2 separate regions of the Homo sapiens genome follow, and region 2 is linked to region 1. A link is a loop called in an ENCODE intact Hi-C map of the cell type or tissue named here. Cell type or tissue: chondrocyte. All regions are shown on one strand. Links, peaks and the distances in the headings refer to the core of each region. The heading gives the core; the rest is flanking DNA. Region 1 holds the start of LRRC74B (leucine rich repeat containing 74B). Region 2 overlaps LINC01637 (long intergenic non-protein coding RNA 1637).

What was found. Hi-C counts contacts between places; a loop is a spot of excess contacts. Peaks named below come from ENCODE experiments on the same cell type or tissue, not always from the same donor. Only the 100,000 strongest peaks of a DNase experiment are listed, where the experiment ranks them.
Region 2: it touches region 1 in a loop (3-fold over the local background); 4 of 110 quality-filtered maps call a loop at or near these places.

What each region holds. Positions count from the first base shown.
Region 1 is chr22:21,044,861-21,047,761 of GRCh38, forward strand. LRRC74B (leucine rich repeat containing 74B) reads left to right here and starts at 1,086. Exons shown (of 10, transcript NM_001291006.2): 1 at 1,086-1,265; 2 at 2,496-2,638. The coding sequence starts at 1,127. In chondrocyte, for the core only: no CTCF peak of the experiment used is centred there; a DNase peak (open chromatin) is centred at 949.
Region 2 is chr22:20,960,639-20,963,539 of GRCh38, forward strand. All of the region lies in intron 1 of LINC01637 (long intergenic non-protein coding RNA 1637), which reads left to right. Among named protein-coding and RNA genes, the nearest start is that of LINC01637, 5.0 kb to the left of the region's middle. RefSeq lists enhancers at 1,189-1,278, 1,319-1,378. In chondrocyte, for the core only: CTCF peaks have their summits at 1,419 and 1,628; no DNase peak of the experiment used is centred there.

The DNA.
Region 1 (2,901 bases), core at 1-2,500:
GGCCAAAAGCTCTTCTCTCTTACCCTACCACATAGACGACGATCCCAAACTGCAGCAGCCTCTGCAGGGCGCCCCCCCACCAGTTCCTGGTCATCACATACTTCTCCGTTTTATAATCCAGAAGCCCCTAGTCTGCTGTGGCCCCTGGGGAGCCCATGCTGCCAGCTCCTGCTAGCTGCGGGCACATGAGTCAGCATGGCAGCTGCAGCCGCAGCTGAACAGGAGGCAAAGCAGGGCCCGAGCCAGGCCACGCCAGCCGCTGTTAAAGGGACACTTCCACTAAAGCAGGATCCAGCCTCCAACACCCAGCCTTCAGCCCCTAACCCCAGCTGCCCTGCACCTCCCACCCTCCCTACATTCTCTTTGCTGGGCCCTGGTGGCACACAGAAAACAGCAGCTCTGTCCCTGCCCTCTGGCCTCACTTCCTCCGGTGGGAGTGGACGTGGTGAGAGGATGGGGAAGGACAGCTGTTATCAGTGCTGTGAGAAGACGGCCTGAGGGCAGCAACAGCCCCGGGGGGGCTCTGAGTAAAGCTTCAGGAATAAGTGACTTCTGAGCTGACGCTTGCAGATTCTGAAGTTCAACAAGCAGACAAAGATGGGGATGGAGGTTCCCAGGGGAGCGAACAGCGTATGCAAAGGCCAGCGCATGCAAGAGAACTGAGAGCCACAGAGTGAGAGGGTGACCTGGCTCTGCGAAGTTCCCCAGGCCCTCCTGAAAAGCCATTCCCAAGTGCAGTGAAGAAAACACAAGCTCTGGAGTCAGGCATGTTTCCCATTCCATGAAAGGGGGGCGATGCTGGAACCGCCTAGGGGAGGCAGGGGGATAAACGCAGCAAGGCGCCCAATCCGGTGCATGGTCTGTGGCGCATGCAGTGTATCAGCCCGGGCGAGGAGCCTCAGCACAAGCCGGCCACAGTTTCTACGGCAACCGACAACACCGGGTTGCCGGGGCGACCGCCGCGGGAGAGCGCGTCGCTATTGGCTGTGGGGGGTGCCTGTTGCTGGACGGCACATTCGGTTGGTCAGCGCAGCCGCAGACTCCGCCCACAATCCCGGGCCGCGCTCTGGGCGCGGGGTCAAGCTGTCTCCGACTCAGTGTCTGAGACTGCGAGAGGGTCGTAACCATGAGGGGTTCCTGTGAGAGGTCTGGGGAGGATGAAGAGCAGAAAGAAGAGGCTATGGTGGCCTGTGGGCGTCTTTCAGGGGTCCCCGAGGCCGAGCAGGGTCCCGAGGCCAATTGGGACTCCGACCTGGAGACGGAAGGTGCTCGGGGGAGGGGGCAGGCCCGACTCCTCCCCTTTGGGGGTCTTCTCCCGCAGGGGTTGGGGGAGGCGGGCTGGGGCTAAGGCCAGCAGGGAACGTACCCGCCTGCGGGGCGCCTCCAGCCCCCTGCCTTCCCTTCATTGCTCCTGGAAGCATCAGGATAAAATGCAAAATCCCGCCAGACAGTGCACCAAGGGCTGTCCCACCCTGAAATGAAATCAGAGCCGGGTTTTCCCAATCCACAGGAAAAACTAAGCTAATGGATGTATGGAATTTAGAACTATCTCGGTTTTTTCTCCCGTAAAATGTTTACAAAACATTTGTGGCCTGCAATCCAGGTTAAAAGACACAGCATGCAATTTGGCATCAGACAGGCAGAGGCCTGACTCTGGCAGGATTAGCTACCACCACTAGCTGTGGGATGCTCAGCGCAGGCCAGCCATGACTTCTACTACAAACAACATTGGGTTGCTTGGGCTCATATTTATTAATAAATAAATATATAAATAAATTATTTATTTATTAGAGCCAGGGTCTTGCTCTGTCACCCGGGCGTCAGTGCAGTGGCAGGATAATAGCTCACTGCAGCCTTGAACTCTGCACTCTAGTGAGCCTTCTGCCTCAGCCTCCTGAGTAGCTGGGACTACAGGAGACCACCACGTCTGGCTAATATAAAAATTTTTTGGCTGGGTGGGGTGGCTCACGCCTGTAATCACAGCACTTTGGGAGGCCCAGGCAGGCAGATCACCTGAGGTCAGGAGTTCGAGACCAGCCTGGCCAACATGGTGAAACCCCGTCTCTACTGAAAATACAAAAAACTAGCCCAGTGTGGTGGTGGGCGCCTGTAATCCCAGCTACTCGGGAGGCTGAGGCAGGAGAATTGCTTGAACCTGGGAGGCAGAGGTTTCAGTGAGCCGAGATCGTGCCACTGCATTCCAGCCTGGGTGACAGAGCAAGAGTCTGTCTCGAAAAAAAAAAAAAGAAAATTTGTCTAGCTATGTTGCCCAGGTTGTCCAGCTTTCTTTTGATAGCCGTATGACTTTAAGGAAAAGATTTGCGTTGCCTGAGGCTTGATGTCCTCATCTGTCATATGGGAGCAGTGGTCCCAAGAAGCACAGGAAGCAGTGCTTCTAGAGGCAAAACATAGGCCAGGTAGTGACACAGGGCAGGGGAGGACACAGGTGGCTGTAGCTGTGCAGGGTCCACATTCGTCCCCCTGTCTCCTGCCAGGCACCGATGGGCTTGGAGAACTGGTCAGGGACACACTGTACCTGAGGTCTTGCCGGGCCCATAGTGTTGTGCCCATCTCCTGCTTTCTGCGCCAAGGGAGCGCCCAAGAGCTGAACCTCCGGCACCGTGGCCTGGGGCCCCAGGTACCACTGGAGGGACACTGTATCCAGGCTTACGGGGAGAGGCCTCGGGAGACAGCAGCCATGGGAGTGCCCCTGTGTCTGTCCCCTACACTCCCCAGCTTCTGCCTGTGTCAGTCATGCCCTACCCTCCACATCTGGGAGACAGATGGGATTGAGGCTGTGACAGGTGGCGTTAAGGGTTGTGGATCCTGCAGGCTCCTAACCCGCTGGGGGGTCAGGGAGAGCTGGGGGTGGGGGGAGACCTTCACAGAGCCTAAAAGGAG
Region 2 (2,901 bases), core at 151-2,650, 84 kb before region 1:
CCCAGCTCCCCCTGTTCCTCCAGACCAGCCAACCTCCATGCCAGGCCCCTGCCCAGAACTTCATGGCAAGCTGGACTGGACTGGCATATTCTGAGTTCTCCAGAATTTACCATCTTACCTCCTTGCCCACACTGTTTCTTCTGTGTGAATGCCCTTTTCCTCTCCTATGAACACCTACGGGCATCTGCCCTCAGCTCCTGCCACCTCCCTCCATGAGAACAGGGATTAAGACTGGCTATCCCTCACCAGGCGCGGTGGCTCATGCCTGTAATCCCGGCACTTTGGGAGGCCAAGGCAGGCAGATCACCTGGGGTCAGGAGTTCAAGACCAGCCTGACCAACATGGAGAAACCCTATCTCTACTAAAAATACAAAATTAGCCGGGCATGGTGGCACACGCCTGTAATCCCAGCTACTCGGGAGGCTGAGGCAGGAAAATTGCTTGAACCTGGGAGGCGGAGGTTACGGTGACCCCAAATCATGCCATTGCACTCCAGCCTGGGCAAAAAGAGTGAAACTCCATCTCAAAAAAAAAAAAAAAAAAAAAAAGTCCGGGCGCGGTGGCTCACACCTGTAATCCCAGCACTTTGGGAGGCCAAGGTGGGCGGATCACAAAGTCAGGAGATCGAGACCATCCTGACTCACACGGGGAAACCCTGTCTTTATGAAAAATACCAAAAAATCTTAGCCCGGCATGGTGGCAGGCGCCTGTAGTCCCAGCTACTGGGGAGGCTGAGGCAGGAGAATGGCGTGAACCCAGGAGGCGGAGCTTGCAGTGAGCCAAGATCGCGCCACTGCACTCCAGCCTGGGAGACAGAGCAAGAGTCCGTCTCAAAATAAATAAATAAATAAATAAATAAATAAATAAATAAATAAATAAGACTGGCTATCCCAGAGCCTGGGGACAGGAGAGTGTGCGCTGCAAAGCCAGCCATTTGAGGAGGGCCTAGTCTGAACTGAATAGGTCAATGGGCTGGAGCTGACTTTGGACAGAGTTGAACAACCCCAAAGAATCCAGTGGGTGCTGGGCATACAGTCGTCAGGCCTGTGTAGACAGACCTGGGCCGAGAAGAAGCTGGGCTGCAGTAGCCAGGGCAAGGCAGAGGGGCAGGAACAGGCATGGGCGATGGGGTTGGGCCCCAGTTCTTTGACCTGGGGAATCCCCCAACCTATGCTTCCATATGAATGAATCACTGTGCATCTGTGGGCACCACTGCATCAGCTTGCCCCTCCACACAGCTGCCCTTGGCTCATGTTGGCTGTGCTGTATCAGTCCTTCAACGTTTCCTGGGGATCAGTTAATTAAGTTGAGGTCTCTGCGTCTGGAAATCCGCCTCAGCCTGCAGGGAAAAGGCCCCTAGTCTTGTTTCTGCCTTCAGAACCCTGAGACAGAACAAGGAGAATCCTGCTGATTCTCAGATTGGGCTCCAGAGGGGCGACAGTGTCAATCACAATGTTAGATACTGAAGTTGGCTCAGTTCTTTTTTTTTTTTTCCTTCCCCTTCTCCCCTCCCGTCCCCTCCTTTCCTCTCCCTTCCCTTCCCCTCCCCTCCCCTTCCTCCCTTTTCTTTCTCTTTCTCTTTTTTTTTTGGCGGAGTCTCACTCTGCCATCTCACTCTGCAGTGGCGCAACCTCGGCTCACTGCAACCTCTGCCTCCTGGGTTCAAGCGATTCTCCTGCGTCAGCCTCCTGAGTAGCTGGGATTACAGGTGTGTGCCACCACACCCAGCTAATTTTTGTATTTTTAGTAGAGATGGGGTTTCATCTTGTTGGCCAGGCTGGTCTTGAACCCCTGACCTCAAGTAATCCTCCTACCTTGGTCTCCCAAAATACTGGGATTACAGGTGTGAGCCACTGCACCCGGCCTTTTTTTTTTTTTTCTTCTTTTGAGACAGGGTCTCACTTTGTCGCCCAGGCTGGATGTAGTGGCAGAATCATGGCTCACTGCAGCCTTGACTGCCCAGGCCCAAGCCATCCTCCCACCTCAGCCTCCCAAGTGGCTGGGACTACAGGCTTGCACCACCACACCAAGGTGAAGTGTTGTTTTGTTTGTTTTTTGTAGAGACAGTTTTGCCATGTTGCCCAGGCAGTGATCCTCCTGCTTCAGCCCCCACAAAGTGTTGGGATCACAGGCGTGAGCCGCTACGCCCGGCCACTTTCTTACCTAAAATACCTGCACACCCTACTTGGAGACCCTAGGGTGAGGGGAGTGGGGAACAGGAGAACCTGACAGTAGAGGGTACATGTAAGGAGGAGAGGGACAAGCTTGCTGTGTGGTGGGGTGCTCCAGGGCTGGGGGTGCCTAGGGATCCACCTCTCTCCCAGGCTGTGGAATTATCCTCCCCGCACTCACTGCTTCTCTAACCTTGGCTATCTCCTGCTGCCTTTGGGGTGTCTGATGGGCTTGAGGGACCTCCCAGCTGCTCTAGGTCATCTCACCGCAGCCATGTGCCCCATTTGGTACTGTCAAAGCTGCTGGAATATTATCGTCTTTCCAGAACTATCCCTGGGGCAATATCAGGACCTCAGGCTGCCCGGGGCTCAGAGCCCTCCTGGGTCTTCCTGGGGCCCCTGGTCCACATGCATCTCCACTAAGCCTGAGGGCCCTTCGGGAGAGGCAGCACTTTTAGCCTGCCCTTGGTTTTAGCTTTTGCTCTACGAAGATCTTGTGATTTCTGCCCCACCATGGGGCAGCAGGAACCTCAAGCACAGTGCCTGCGGCAAAGGGAGCCACAATGGACTTGCCCCAGGTCAGGCCTGCACTTGCCTTGTGTCAGGGTATCTCCCCAAGTTGCTGGCCTCAGTCCCTACACTGACCTGTTTCCCCAGCTTTATCTCTGGCACCCCAAACTCAGCAGCCCCGACCCCACTTCCCAAGCACCCCCTGTGCCTGGCTCTGTGC